2 separate regions of the Mus musculus genome follow, and region 1 is linked to region 2. Evidence: chromatin loops called from intact Hi-C (ENCODE). Cell type or tissue: heart. All regions are shown on one strand.

Region 1 (8,000 bases), 250 kb before region 2:
TACAGCATATGTCCATGACACAGTAGATTTTCAAATTTAACCCAAGTTAAACCCAACTCAATGTTCAGGTCACAAAGTGGCTCCTCTGAGACCCATGTCCTATCAGTTATCTCCAAAGCTAGCCACAGTGCTCATTGCTAACATAGAGAATGGATCCAACTGATCTCTTGGTCTGCACTTTGTCCTGTAGCACCATTCATACTATATATTTGAAAGTGTTTCTTATACAAAGGAACTGTATATTATATATAAATCTGGCTTCTGGGGCCATCGTTTCAGCATTTGTTCAACTCTGCCATTAGAGTGCAAAGGTGCCTCAGACAATATGTAAATTCTCACGTACATTATTCTTCTTTGTTTAACTGCAAGAAGATTTATTCTCATCTCAAGATTCATAGGTCTCTATACTCAGAGTTTGCTCATTTCCTACATGGTACAGTATAGTTCATTTCAAACAAAAAGAAGCAATTACCTTTAGGCATTTGGTCTATTCTGCTTTAAAACTCTATTTCTATTCATCATTTTTTGAGGGCTACTGAGCTTTACCAAAGAAATCATCCCCGGGGAGCTTTTCTGGGAAGAATATTTCTCAGTCCTTGTTAAAAATAGCAAGACAGGTTTTGTTCAAGACTATTGCGGTATCGGAGAGACTGAATTCAAGTGGAGAGCTGTAACCAGTGCACAGATGAGGAAGCTATGAATTAAGAGGTTCATTGGGCTGGGCCTGAGGGTCTGAGGTAGAGTAGAGGAAACTGCATATTAACCATGGTGAGGGAGTTTAACTAGAGACAAGGGGGTGGTGGATAGATCTTAAAAACTGGTTTAGTGCCAGGCATGGTGGTGTACACCTTTAATCCCAGCACTTGGGAGGCAGAGGCAGGCGGATTTCTGAGTTCGAGGCCAGCCTGGTCTACAGAGTGAGTTCCAGGACTGCCGAGGATACACAGAGAAACCCTGTCTGAAAAAAAAAACAAAAACAAAACAAAAAACAAACAAACAAAAAAAACTGGTTTAATGAAATTAACTCATTTAATGAAGCTGAACTCAGCAGACTAAGTCAGAGGCCTAATGGAGACATCAGGGCCCAAGGGACACTAACTAAAGTGTGGCCAAGAAATTAACACAACTGGTTTTTGCCAGTGAGCATGATTACTGAGTCACACATTGTTCTTGACCCATGTGTTATGTCACTGTGGCAGAAAGTCTGGCAGGAGCAACCTAAGGAAAGAAAGATTGACTGTGGCACATGAGTTCAGAGGACCCAGTGTGTCTTGAGGAAGGAATAGAGGACAGGCCACTCAGGCCAGACTAGGAAGGAGAGAGGGAGGGAGCAGGCAGCCAGGGATAACACATACCTGAAGTCTTTATCAGAAACTAGGTGGCTGTAACTGTGTAGTTGTTTCAGGGGTCTTGAGTCAACTCCATTTGTCTATGGGTCCGTTTTGGTGCCAGTACTGTACTGTTTATGCTGCTTCGGCTCCATGATAAACCTGAGAGCAGGTTTGTAGTGCCTGTAACTCTCCTCCCTCTGTAAGGATGCTCTGGGATTCAGAACTTCCATGCTTCCCTGTGAGTTATAGGATGATTTCCCTAGGTCTGAGAAGAATGTTGTTAGAATTTTAATGGTGATTGCATTGACTGCTTTCAGTAATATAGCCATTTCCACAACATTGAATATCTTTGTCCATGAGCCTGGAATGCCATTCTCCATCTCCTGAAGTCTTCAGTTTCTTCAGTGTTATGAAGTTTTCATCATAGAGGGTTGTTCCTACGTACTCTATTATTTCCTTGAAGCTTCTAAAAAAGGGAATTTTCCCCTGATTGTTTTTATCTCAGAGTTCATTATTGCTGTACAGAAAAGTTACTTGGTGGTTTTTATGTATTGATTTTGTGTTCTACTGGTTTGAAGATGAGAGCATTTATGAGAGTTAAGAATCTTCTGACAGAAGAGTATTTAAACTTTTAACCATGGAGTCATGTCATCTGCAAAGAAGGATAATTTGATTTCTTTCCTTCCTATTTTTAATCTTTTTTTCCTTCCTTTTATTCTAGGGGAGGCTTTGAGCATTATGTTGAATAAGAGCAGAGAGGGTGAGAGCCATTGCATTGTTCTAGATTTTAGAAGAAAAGCTCTCAGGGTTTTTTGTTTTTTTTTTTTGTCAGCTATAGATGTTATGCTTTGTCTTAGTTAGGGTTTTACTGCTGTGAACAGACACCATGACCAATGAAACTCTTATAAATGACAACATTTAATTGGGGCTGGCTTACAGGTTCACAGGTTCAGTCCATTATCATCAAGGTGGGAGTATGGTAGCGTCCAAGGCAGGCATGATGCAGGCAGAGCTGAGAGTTCTTCATCTTCATCTGAAAGCTGCTATCAAAATACAAGCTTCCAGGCAGCTAGGATGGGGTTTTAAAGCCCACACCCACAGTGACACACCTACTCCAACGGGGCCATACCTCCTACTAGTGCCACTCCCTGGGCGGAGCATATACAAACCATCACATGCTGTATAGATCCTTTATTGTGCTGAGTTATGGGCACACTGTTGCTAGTTTCCTGAGGACTTTCTCATGAAGGGAGATTGAATTTGTTGTACGCCTTTTCTGCTTTGGTCTGGATGACAGTGTGGTTGCTGTAGAAGATGTGGTAGAGACACACAATGGAATTTTATGCAACTCTAAAGAAAAAGGATATCATGACCTTTGCAGGAAAAGGGAGACAAACAGCATCTGTTCTTTCCTACGCAGAACCTAAGTGTAGAAGTCTATCTTATGTGTGCATGCATGTAACCATCTATGTGTGTTTGAGGAGGGTGGGAAGTGATAGACATGTAAAACAAACTCGGCTGAGACCAACGGGGAGAAGAAAGGAGCCTGGCTCTGGGGATGGGTGGTGAGGGGGACATCAGGAGAGAGGAGTGACGAAACACACATTCACAAAGAGGCCGTCTTGAAACCCATTGCTTGGAGTGCGGATATAAACAGTAATTTTTAAAAAAGATTACATTGGAACATTCCAAACTTCCTTTAAAATCCTGATCTAGGAGGGACAGCTGCCTGCCACATGTCAGAGTGATGAGTTTGTCTCTGGGGACCTTGAGTAGCCAAGAGAAAAGACATTTTATTCATCCTGAGGAGTTCTGTAGTGAAAAGCCCTACCAGTGATTGATCGAAAGCAGGGTAAGCCCTTTCCAAATGGCACACAAAAACGATTTACTGATGGAAACAAGAGTTGTGGGGAAGAGGAGAAGCGCAGACTGCTGTTACTATGCATCACTGGCTCTTCTCTGGTTTTAAACACACTAATGTTTTAGTTTTAAATTTAAGTGAAAATTATTTTTTAAAAACTCGTTACTTGCTTTTTGAAGGAAAACTTCAGCAAGTTCCATGATCAATTGTCAGCAGGTGGCGCTCTCCTTTTCTCAGCAGGAACAGCCTGCCTCTTCTCGGCCACTAGGGGTCCATGTATAGTGTTTTTTTCTTCTAAGGAACCAGAAACTCACCAATGGGAGGAGAGGCCCTAGGTCCTGTGAAGGTTCTATGCCCCAGGATAGGGGGATGCCAGTGGGTGGGGTTAGAGAGCAGGGGGAGGGGAGAGGGAGGGATAGGGGATTTTCAGAGGGAAAACTAGGAAAGGGGATAACATTTGAAATGTAAATAAAGAAAATATCTAATAAAAAAAATCACAAACAAAACGAAAACAAAAAACCAGAAGCTCAAGTGGATTGATCTTTAGCGAAAAAAATTGTTTGTTTGTGGAGAGTATAACCACAAGTAGTTCCACACTGACCACACTAAGCTGAAATCATCAAATTCTCTGATATGGTCCATTTCTCTTGGAAGTTTGTTTTGAAAAGCAGATGTGAATTCATTAAGCTCTTCTCTTTCCCAGCAATCCCTGCCTGCAGGGCGGAGCAGCGCGTTGCTGCAGAGCCCACTCATTCCTTTACTGACTTCTGAGAGTTTGTGTAAGGCACAACACTTTGAAAACACAAAGATACCGGTTAAGTGGACAGAGTAAACACTGATTCTAAAGAGGAGACAAGATCTAAGGAGGTTTGTCTCTGACCCCATTTACACTCGTTTTACATGATGGGACCACCTACATGTGTGTTACTTGCATGTGTGTGCACATAGTATTTGTGTGTATGTGCACAGGCATGTGGAAGCCTAAGATTGATATTAGGTGTTTTCCTCAATCTAACTCCATCCTATTTTTATTGTTGAGACAACCGTCTCTCATGAACCTAGAGCTTGCTGATTTGACTGCACTGGCTGGACCGCACGCCCTGGGGATCGCCTTGTCTCTGTCTTTTGTGCACTGGGGTCGCAGGCACACCTGGTTTTTTTGGTGGGCACTGGGGATCAACCTCAGGTATCAACTGAACCATCTCCTCAGCCCTTTCTTTCTTTGAGTATGGATCTTGCAGCAATGCAAGGGATGCGTTTGTGCACATCCTAAAAGCTATTCACCCACAGTGGTGTTCTCTCTCTCTCTCTCTCTCTCTCTCTCTCTCTCTCTCTCTCTCTCTCTCTCTCTCTCTCTTTCCCTGCCACCCTCAAGTACTCTTCCAGCCTTAGCATCTCTGTGTTTCAGTAGCCCACCAACATATCTTCCCACCTACCCCTGACAACTTCCCATTACCTCCCATGCACCAACTCATGTCACTGTCTTTCTCTCACCTACTCCTGACTCCAATTAGCAAACTCTTTTCTCCATATGGTCTATCTCTGCTGGAACTCCTCTGCTGACTTTTTCTACAGTGCATTTCTTTCTCTATGTGAGCTGTGTCTTAGTTGTGTTCTATGGATGAGGAACTGGGTGATGATTCCTGTATGCCTTTCTGTTGATGAACCCTCGAAACTAGAGTATGCACTCACTCTCTTTATCATCATTTGGCACTTTCTGGGGACTTAGTGGCAACATTTCACCTCCCACAGAGAGAATATACAGCAGAATACTGAAAAGAGCAAAGAGCTAGATGAGCGAACGTCAAGACAGTGTGCACACCAGTCACTTGATGAGTAGAGAAAGCAAAAGAAACTGAAGCTGATCTTCTATTTTCTGATTTTAAGCAATTTGGCATTACTTGGTGACAGAAGTCTGTCTTGTTCTCATTTTAAGTAAGATGTGTAAATAATGAGGCCCTGCTGAAAGGTACCATCTGGGATTTGAATATGAAAGAGTAGAGACTTGTAAGACAAGGATCACCTGCTGTTCACATAGCTCCAGAAAACTTCACTTCAAGCTCAGTTTTTATCTGTAAAAGAGATACCATAGTAGCCATATTGGGCGCTCCAGGGCTAAATGGGCTTCCTTGGCTGTCTGTCAGGTAACTGCTCTTATAGTTCTGCTAAGCAGGCTCTCAATGAAGAGTGCCAGGAAAGAAAGGGGCACTGATAAGCCACTTCTCAGTGATTGACAGGTTACGATAGGTAAATTTAAGGGCATTGTTTGTACCAATGGCAGAACATCCGAGGGATCCATAACATGAGAGATTAATAGCTTCTTAAACCTTTACCCTGCCATTGACTGGAATCTGCATCCCAAGGGGATTCGTCCATACGATCGATCGTTTGGAATTACACCCTTTCTCCTGTTGTGCTTGGTGGGATGATTAAGTCATTCCCTCGGCAAAGATGTATTTATTCATGCTAAGAAACAAAACAAAATATGTGGTGGACTGGTGTGGGGGCTCAGAAGCTAAAAGTGCTTTCTGCACATGCCTGATAGCTTGATTCTGATCCCTGGAACCCATGGTGAAAGGACAGAAACAACTCCTGCTGGTTGTGCTGACTTTAAGACATGTACTATTGTACATAGGTGTTCTCGTTCTCTCTCTCTCTCTCTCTCTCTCTCACACACACACACACACACACATACACACACACACACACACACACACACTTTGCTCATTTCTATTCTTGATTCATGAAGCAGGGAGGGGCTTACAAACCGATATAGAGTCTTAAAAACTGGAACTGGAACTGGGGATAGGGTCCAGCACTGAGATCTAGCATGGCACCCTATGCCAGGCAGGCCCATCCAGCAAGTGCTTACTCTTTCTTGTTTTTCACTCAACAAAATGAAATATTTTGGGTAAAACTTGACTTGGTAATACCAATGTTGTGTATTACAGGATTAAAGTTCAGTTGTCGTATAATCATTCTTTCAACACACTCACTAAGCATCTACTATGAGTGTGTCTGGAGTCAGACAGAACCTTATAATCTGGGGAGGGGAGATAAATCAATTGATCAGTTGATTAATCAATAAGCAAACCAATGAGGAAAACACAGATACTGTGAGTAAATTCAGATTCCTAAGGAATGGAAGCTATTTTATTTATGTACGTATTTAAGAACATAATTCAGAGCCAGGCATGGTGGCGCACGCCTTTAATCCCAACATTCAGGAGGCAGAGGCAGGCAGATTTCTGAGTTTGAGGCCAGCCTGGTCTACAAAGTGAGCTCCAGGACAGCCAGGGCTATACAGAGAAACCCTGTCTCGAAAAAACAAAAATAAAAAAATAAATAAAATAAAAAAAGAACATACAGCAGCTGAGATTTTAGTAGGAAGAGAATGATAACCTTACTTAAGTTGGAGGAAAGTACAGTCCGGGCAAACTGACTTAGTGGTACAAATGCTCTCATGCCCAGCGAAACCTACAGCTTCTGACAAGACCTCTGAGCCTTGAGAAAGATGACAAGATGCAGGAGAAAACGGCAGGGGGCAGGCAGAAGTGAGGCTTATTCCAGGAGCCTGTGTGCGTTACACTGATGCTGGTAGCTTTGAAACGAGTTACATGTCTAGGCAAAACTGAATATGTCACAAATGTTCCCCAGCAATGTAAGAAGCATTCAAGTTCAGAGATGTTAAAACGTAAAAAGCTATGGTAGGGTTTGACTTAAGAAGTTGCCCTGCTTAGATGCTAAGGTAAATGTAGACTGGGATCAGGGATCAGTTCTCCTCTCTTCCATCTTTTGTGTCTGTCCCATTCTTATTTTTCCTTGTTGTGAATTTAGGCTCTTTCTAAATTGCTTATTCAACACAGAGAGGATATGCGTACATATATACCCAAGCCAGGAAAAGTAAGAATACTTCTAAAACCAACCTGAGAAATCCCAAGCATGAAAACGTCAGGTTGTCTTAGCCTTTTCCAGATAACTTCGTAGCGGATTCCCTACCAGCACTGAGCTATGGGTGCTTTTGTTTTGCCGATGGATGGCAGCACTGACACTACTGGCTTGGTCTAAGCGCCTCCTGCTCAGGGGGTTAGAATGAACTGAGAGGCTCCAAGTGGCCTTTGTGGGTTTGTTTGGGATGTAGGCTCAAGCTGTGGGTAGAATTCAGAAATCTGCTGAGATTTAACACTGTTCTGCCTGCAGGGCAGCAGCGCTGGGAGGGCCAGAAAGAGGCTGCAGGGAGCTGTGAGATTTCAGCTGTTACTCCCACTCTGCTGGGCAGTACCAGGCCCACGGAGACACTGTTTCCTCCCGAAGCCTCATGTCTGACACTCGCAGATTGCTGTTTATTTGCAATCACTACCCTTTATCGCAAATACTCATTCATGCTACCTTGACTTTCTTTTGCTTTCACAGCTTTCTAGAATTCCCTGTGTAAACTCAGATTCATTTTGTAGCACTTGCCTTTCACATCAGAGGGCTTATTATATCTTTCTGCCCTCTGCCACAGAGCCTACTCTATCCCACTTTGGATACTCTCAGACGAAGGTTCAAGAACAGTCTTGGTATTTCTCAAGGTTCTCTAGGGGATGGAACCCCCGGGAAGAATGTATATTAAAAGAGAATATATTAGATTAGCTCATACAATACGGCCAGAGTATGGTAGGTGCTCAGTCCATGGTGCTGCATGCCTGAGCAGTCCTATTTGCCATCAAAGGGCTGGAAGGTTCCTTTACCACATTGGGAGGCTGAAGAAGGTGGGTTCTGATGTCATTGTAGGATGACAATGACAGCAACAGGGTAGATAAAAC
Region 2 (8,000 bases):
TGTGGTTCGAAGTGCTGGAAATAGAACTTAGGTTTTTGGTTTGTTTTTTGTTTGGTTGGTTTTTTGTTTTGTTTTGTTTTATTTTGTTTTGTTTTGTTTTTATCTGCTAAGCAAGGGATCTACCACTAAGCCCTAGACCCTCTTCTCCAAATACTAACTGAAACAAGTATTTCCCCTCTTTGGGCCTTGTTCAACAATAGGGACTTTAAAAAAAAAAAAAGGTATGCAACCTAGCATTTCATTTTACAGTGTTTTACGTGCTATCTCTGTAGGATCGTACATGTTTTTCTTGTCTCCATTATTTAGCCTTGTGTTCCTTATACATATTGTACTGAAATAATGCTATTTTTGCTTTAGAGATATGGCATGGGCACACAGACATAAGACTGGTTAATGGTGAGCCTGGCATAATGTATTTATGTTCCATCTAGCCTGGTATAATGTATTTATGGCTCAGAGCAATAATGAATGTGTCCTTCAGTTCTCTGGAGTTTCTCCAGTGAACACACTATTTTGAGTTCATTACCATTTGCTTTCAGAAGGCATCATTTGAATGCTTTTGATTCTCTGACTGCATTGCAAGTAAGCTAAGGGGGAAAAAAAAACTTTCATAGTTCTGAGATTCAGACTTAGAGACAATGCAGATCATGACCATGATGGAAAGGCAGAGATGATCCAAATTAGAATGTCTCTGGAGCTTTGCCTGAAAACCCCAGATGCTGTAATAACAGCTTATTGCTATCAGAGAAGGGCGTTTTAGCAGATTCTAGGTGAGAGCCTGGGCTTGTACTCTCTCTTTGGATCAGATGCACTCACTCATCTTAGAACTAATTTGATGTTCCAAAATTCCTCGTTGATAATTTGTATCTGGGGTCTTTGTAGATTGATCTGAATTTATACAGAAGAGCTAGGCAAAACATGTGTGCATGGAAGTTATGGAGTCAACAGGCATTGCTTACAGTCTAAGAAGCTCAAAGCACAGGGAAATCACTTTACTTTCTGAGACTTCTGTTTCACCAACTGCAAATTGGAGAGAAATATCTTGTATTTCTCCTTTCTAAAAATCTAACAATTATAAATTAGTCCTCTAAAAAGGACACTCACATAAGGAAACTCAGTATTTTACACCTGAGTGGTATTTTCCATTCAATAAAGAAAGATTCACATTCTATGGGGAAACTTTAGTCACTGGCATGAGCTCTTCCTGCCTTCCCTTCCTTAATTTTTCTTCCTCAATAAATATTTGCAATGAAATACAATTTCACATTTGTACCAGAGTTTCTGGTGCTACTAGCCTTTTTCTTCATTTTAAATCCTTAAGAAGAGCAGGCCTAGAGGACCATGCTCATAATACCAGCTTTGGGCATTGGAGACAGGTGGATCAAGAGTTCAAGGCCAAGCTCCCTCTATAGCTCCAGAGGAAAGTTGAGGCAAGCTGGGTCTACAAAAAAGTGTTTCAAAAAAACTAACTAACTACATTCTTAAAAGCTATATTACATAAACTATTTCCCGTTCACAGATGGCAAGTGAGAGACAGAAGGAACTAATGGCTGTCCCAAGGTCACATTGTGTACTCAAACAGACACTGAAGCCAGGCTTGCTGACTCCAAGTTTCCTGCTCAGGCCACATTCTCTATGCCTGGGCCAGCTACCCTCGCAGTCCTGAGGTGTAAAGGAAGTAAAAGAAGTCACCTGTGCAGATGGTCCTATACCCAGGCACATACAAGCAGCACAAAGTTGACTCGGTAGACTTAAAAAGGACATGAACTTGGGAGGCATAGAATGGCAGGAGATGGAGTAAGAATTGGAGGAAAGAGAATTGGGGAGTAGATTTGATCAAAATGTATTATACACATGCAAAAAAATTCCAAACCATAAAAAGTTTAAAAGAACTACATGACTGGGCTGGAGAGATGGCTCAGTGGGTAAGAGCACTGACTGCTCTTCCGAAGGTCTTGAGTTCAAATCCCAGCAACCACATGGTGGCTCACAACAACCCGTAATGAGATCTGACGCCCTCTTCTGGTGCACCTGAAGTCAGCTACAGTGTACTTGTGTTTAATAATAAATAAATCTAAAAAAAAAAAAAAAAAAAAAAAGGCACTGACTGCTCTTTCAAAGGTTCCCAGCAACCACATGGTGGATGGTGGCTCACATCCATCTGTAATGGGATCTGATGCCCTCTTCTGATATGTCTGAAGACAGTGACCGTATGCTCATATAATTAAAATAAATAAATAAATCTTTAGAGGATTCACTTTTTAAAAAAGAACTATATAGAACTCTCTGTTTACATTCAATTACCTCTTTTAATACTTCCAGCAATTTTATCGAGGATTGAAGGATTGTTACATAGGGACCTGAGATGCACTCAAAGTAGACTTAGGTAACCTGGCTACATTTACTTCATTTGTAACATCAGCTGACTGACTTTTAGTTGAAATGCTTGGGAGCAGGAATGCTTTAGATCTCAAATTTCTTATTTTGCCTTTTTTTAAAAAGATTTTTAAAAGATTTATTTATTTTATGTATATGAGTACACTGTAGCTGTCTTCAGACACACCAGAAGAGTGCATCTGACCCCATTAGACTGGCTTTCAGTAAGGTTTATAACTTATCATCAGTGAGCCACCATGTGGTTGCTGGGAACTGAACTCAGGACCTCTGGAAGAGCAGTCAGTGCTCTTAACCACTGAGCCATTTCTCCAGCCTCTCAAATTTCTTTTTTTTTTAATTGTGAAATATTTACATAATATGTCTTGTATATAGGCTGTAAGTCTATAGATAAAACTCATTTATATTCCATACATACCTCACATATATAGCCCAAAGGGAATTTTATAACAACATAGTAATTGGGCTGGAGAGGTGGCTCAGCGGTTAAGAGCACTGGCTGATCTTCCTGAGTTCAAATCCCAGAACCCACATGTGGCTCACAACCATCATGATGGGATCCGAAGTCCTCTTCTGGTGTGTCTAAAGACAGTAACAGTGTGCTCACATACATACAAATAAATAAATCTTTAAAAACAAAACAACAACATAGTAATTTTGTGAATGAGGCAAAGATCCATGCTTCCCAAACTGATAAGTTATAAACCTTACCGAAGGCCAGTCTAGACATCCTCTTGTGTATTTATCAACAAATCTATGGGGAACTAACACAAAGAAGTTTTTCAGTATGTTGCTCCGTCATAGCAAAGTTCTTGTTTTCCTCTTCTGTTCTTATATTGTAAAGAGAACAACAATCAATTTACTGTGTTGTTCGTTTCTCACAGGCTGGTTTTTCTTTTTGTTTTTTTTGTTTTGAAACATAGTTTCACTATGTAGCTCTGGCTGCCCTGGAACTCAGACCTTCCTGCCTCTGCCTCCTGAGTGCTGCGTTTAAAGGCTTGCGCCATCACACCAAGCCAACCGCTAGCTAATTTTATCACAGCCAAAGAAAAGAAACTAGAACCCTTTGTGCGTTCTAACCTCTTAACTGGTTTTCCAATCTGTTCCTAAGGTGGTCTTCCACACCATATACTCTTCGGATATGCAAGAAAGCCAAGTCTGTTCGAAAAGATCCACGAAAAAAAAAGAACTTGGTAGTAGGATAAACTGAAATAAATTTCGACACAAAGTTACCAATCATGGGACTAGGTTTTCTATCTTCTGCTTTCCAAGGTGTTTTCCACAGCTTGATTATGAACCTCAGTTGTCTGTATTTTCTTATGCACGTTTTCCTATCTCTTCCTTCCCTACATTCCAATGAATCTTTCTTTTTCTCGTGAATCCTCTCTCTTGTGTCAATTTTGCCCTCTGGCCCCTTTCGCTTCTCTTTTCCCGCTCCCAGCCTCAGATCCGCGCTCCCAGCACTCTGGTCAGCTCCCTATGCGCCTAGCATGCGCGCGCACCCTGCACCGCCCCCGCAGAGCTCCAGTCACGAGTCTGGGGGCGGGGCGCCGCCGAGAGGGCGGGGCCTCTGCCGCAGCTTCGAAGCGCGCATGGGTGGGGCCGGCCGCACGGGCCTCCCTGCTATATGTGCGCCTGCGCCGCGCTGCTGCGGGGCCAGTCGGGACGGAGGAGACAAGATGGCGTTGCGAGCGATGCGGGGAATCGTGAACGGGGCCGCACCCGAACTGCCCGTGCCCACCGGTGGGCCGATGGCCGGAGCTCGGGAGCAGGCGCTGGCGGTGAGCCGGAACTACCTATCCCAGCCTCGTCTCAGTGAGTACGGGAAAGTGAGCGTGTCCACCAAGCCCTTGGCTTGTGCTCTCACCTGTTCAGCCAGCGGGGAGGGAATGGGATTCATTTCCCCCATCGCTCAGTTCACAAGCACCTCTCCAGCTTTGCGTGAGCTTTTCCGTGACTTCGGTGGGCCGAGCGTGAGAGCACCGACTGGAACCTTCCCATGGGCTAAGTGGGCTCCTGATGATTGCCCTACCCGCTCCGAGTTCTCTGGGTATTGTCAGACACTGGTCTGTCTCTGAGGGCCACTTCTTGTCACTGTCTTCATCTGCTCCTGGCCTCATTTAAATGTCTTCGGGTCGAGGGAACGCCTACTCCGTCCCCCTTTGCCCCGTGGACCTCTGGGCAGGTGGACCGTGCAGAAGGTGTAATGTCATCGCTGATGTGGGCAGGCCCCGCGGCTAGAGGGAGATGTGGCTTATTCTGTAGGGAACCGCTTCACTGGAGGACACCTAGATACCGGAGAACCTTAGAGCTGAAAAATACCCTAGTCGTGCAGTCCCACCCTCTCGTTTTACAGGCGAGACGCCTAAGGTTCTGGAAAGGAGAAGCCATGCCTGGCTTCAGACATCTAATTATTGGGAAAAGAGGAACCAAAAATCGAGTTTCTTAATCCTTTGCTTGGTCTTCTGTTGTTTATTCGTTTACTGACCAGCTAACCAAACGCAGTTAAATGGAAGGTTGCTTTCCACTGTTATGTTCATAGGCTTAAGTGTAGTGATCATAAAAGACCTCAATAAGCCATGTTTAGACAAGCCAGTCATTCCCAAATGGCTCTTGTTGGCTGAAGCTTTCGGTTGTATAGAATCAAACCTCTTCACGGCTCCCTTAAAGCCAGGCAGAGAGCTTTGAAAGAAGACTTTTTTTTTTCCTCTTTTTTAAGTATCTGTTGTTTTCCTGAAAATAAGGTTCCATTTGCACAGGTTAATTGGCAGCTTGGCTCTGTGGGTGGCTCATTGGTTAAAAGCGTTTCAGCTGAAGGGTTTTAGCTAGGCGCCCTCCAGCCTGACTAATCCTGTCCTGAGCTGTCAGTGGGTCATGTGATAACACTGCAGCGAGGGGAAGGGAAAAAAAAAACACACACACACACACATTGGAGAGTGGATTGCTGAGGTGTGCCTTTTAAGCATTTTTTTAGAATAATTGTTAAAATTAGAGAATGCCTGTTAGGGGTTCATGTGAGCCCAAGGAAACGTCGGGAAAACTGACAGATTTATACCTGAGAATTACAGAATCTCTAGAATTGCATTTGATATGTATGCTTTGCTCTGAGCAGAGCACATAGACACTGGTGTGGCTTCTAAGGGAAAAATGTTACAAGGTTATAGTAGTCTCTTTCCATATAACAAGTCATTCAGAGCCAATTCAGGGAGTGTCGACTACTCCATGGCGAAGGTCTTAAGCCCTTCAGGGATGAGTAGTGTTTCTCCACCATATCCATGTGCTTGGCCAATATTTGAAGAGTTTGTTCATAGGAGGATTCTGCTGACTAAGCTGTCTCTAAAAGTTGCATCTTTGTATCCCCAAGTTCACAGTGTCTGACTTAGGAAGTGCTCTGTAAATCCTATAACTTGGAATTCAATTTGTCCTAATAGTTAAGCGTGTATTTTTTTTTTAATATGGATAGGGTTTTTAAAAGGGAGTTGGTATACTGCATTTAAATATCATCTTTTACTATTTTTGCCACATTTTTAGTCAAATTTAAATATTAACTCAATTTTTTATTATTAAAGTTTGATGATACTATCAAAATAATTATAATTAATTGATACACACTCTTTGGAGTAATTTTGGCAGTTGCCCTGTGAAAATCAGATCCTGTTTTAAAACAACTTCAGGATTATTAAAAATTCTAGATATTATATGTACATAATATAAGAAATTACTCAGGCTGTTAAAAAGAAACGGAAAGTAAAATATTCAGGCTGGAAATTAGTAACTAATCTGGAGCACATCATTTGACTTTCTGACATCACAAGGTAAAAAAAAAACTTTGCCCTTTTAAACGTTAAGGAAGATCAACAATATCTTCAAAGCTATTAGAGCAAAATACTATGAGCTTGGTTGGGTTCACTTTTCTTGACCCAGCCAAGCTAACCTTAAGTTTCTTATGTCACAAAGCAGATCCCTAGCAAAAACCACAAGTGACTTTCCTTGCTTTACTTCTAGAGCATGTTCAGGTTAGTTCTCTGGTCTTGCACAATTGAAGGAATGGCTTTCTTAGCATTTGTTTTGCTATGAAGGTGGTGCCTAAAGAGCTAGGGTTTATTGTGCAATGGTTTTTGCTTTAACAATGTCGCAATCCTTAATGGTGTTAGTGTTGAACAACCTCTTTCCCTGCAGAAGGAAGAACTAATCATCTGATAGATTATGTGTGCTCACAGACTCCATCCCCCCCTACATATACATATACATACACATACACATATATGTGTATGTGTATGTATTTGTATATGTACATATATCTATGTGCGTGTATGTGTGTGTGTGTATATATATATATATACACATACATCTATATGAATGAATATGATTTGAGACAGGTTTCTCTGTGTAGCTCTGGCTGTCTTGCAGCTCACTCTGTAGACCATGCTGGCCTCAATCTGCCTGCCTGTGCCTTCCAAGCGCTGGGTACAAAGGTGTGCACCACCACTGCCTAGTGCTCTTTAAAATCTCCGTAATTCCTGGGGTTTTGTTTTTGGGTGTTTTTGTTTTTTTTTTTTATTATTGAGCAAGTTGTTTTTTGTTTTGTTTTGTGTATTTGAGAACGGCTATATAGCCCTGGCAGGCCTGGAACTCACAGAGCCCTGCCTGCCTCTGCCTCTGCCTCCAGAGTGCTGGGTTTAAAGTCATTACTCTCATGCCCAGCTTGTTTGTTTTACTCAGTATCCCTGGCAGGATTGGAACTTGCTATGCAGTATTGTAGCTATCCTGTTTTTCAGCTTCTAAGTAAATCATGGTTTCTAAGTGCTACTCCATAAATTGTTTGTGTAATGTAAGCAAGTGTCTGCCGTTGCCATAAGGGTAATAATTTGTCAGTGGCTTTGCTGTTTGATGGATGTTTTTGGATGCCATACTCTGAACTGGTATCTCTTTCTAACTACCTGTGGTTATCTTAAGGAAGGATAAACAGATAGAGTTGAGAGTTAAAAGGTGGTGTGTGATGTTTTCCCTGCTAGGTTTTCATTTTGAGAACTTTCATTGACATGGAAAGGGCTGACCTTCTTATTCACAGTCTTTTGCATTAATTTCTAGTACAAATGCTAGGAACTGTGTGATCTAGGTATTTTAAGTTACACTGTTACCAGTTAGAAGTGTTTCAGGACCATATAGTAGCAACTATGTAATTAAAGGAAAGAGCACAAAACTTTAGTGAGACAAACAGAAGGTCCTCCATTAGTAACATTTCTCACACCTTTGGTGTGTGAAAGTTAGTAGTAAGAAGATCCTCACAGTATTTTGGAAACATAAAATCAAATAATCTGAAAATGCGCAGGAAAAATGTGCCTCATTCTCCTAAAAGGGTTGGTAGTATTTTCACTTAGTTCAGATATGAGATCCATTAGCTTGGTCCCAGTGTGTCTGTTTAAATTAAACTGATGATCTCTCATCTGTACCATACTAGGTCCCCTGTGTTCTTCAGATTGCCAGTGAGGGAAAACTGCATCCTCTCTGCCAGATAGTCCCTGCTGATTGATCAGTAACTGCAGTGGGTCAGCAGCCGCCCAGACTGAGTTTGGGCTACTATTTTTTAACAGCTGTAAGTGCTG

Evidence for each region. A loop is a pair of places that touch in the nucleus more often than their neighbours do. Peaks named below come from ENCODE experiments on the same cell type or tissue, not always from the same donor. Only the 100,000 strongest peaks of a DNase experiment are listed, where the experiment ranks them.
Region 1: a loop joins it to region 2, with 2.9 times the contacts of the local background. A loop is called at or near these places in 1 of 42 quality-filtered maps.

Annotation. Positions count from the first base shown.
Region 1 is chr8:68,834,385-68,842,384 of GRCm38, forward strand. No RefSeq gene overlaps it. Among named protein-coding and RNA genes, the nearest start is that of Gm51577, 16 kb to the right of the region's middle. In heart, CTCF peaks have their summits at 3,408 (motif pointing right) and 7,204; a DNase peak (open chromatin) is centred at 3,507.
Region 2 is chr8:69,084,720-69,092,719 of GRCm38, forward strand. It overlaps Slc18a1 (solute carrier family 18 (vesicular monoamine), member 1), which reads right to left and starts at 4,503. Exons shown (of 17, transcript NM_153054.2): 1 at 4,262-4,503. Atp6v1b2 (ATPase, H+ transporting, lysosomal V1 subunit B2) reads left to right here and starts at 4,017. Exons shown (of 14, transcript NM_007509.3): 1 at 4,017-4,209. The coding sequence starts at 4,074. In heart, no CTCF peak of the experiment used is centred here; a DNase peak (open chromatin) is centred at 3,972; H3K4me3 peaks cover 1,933 bases; H3K27ac peaks cover 1,297 bases.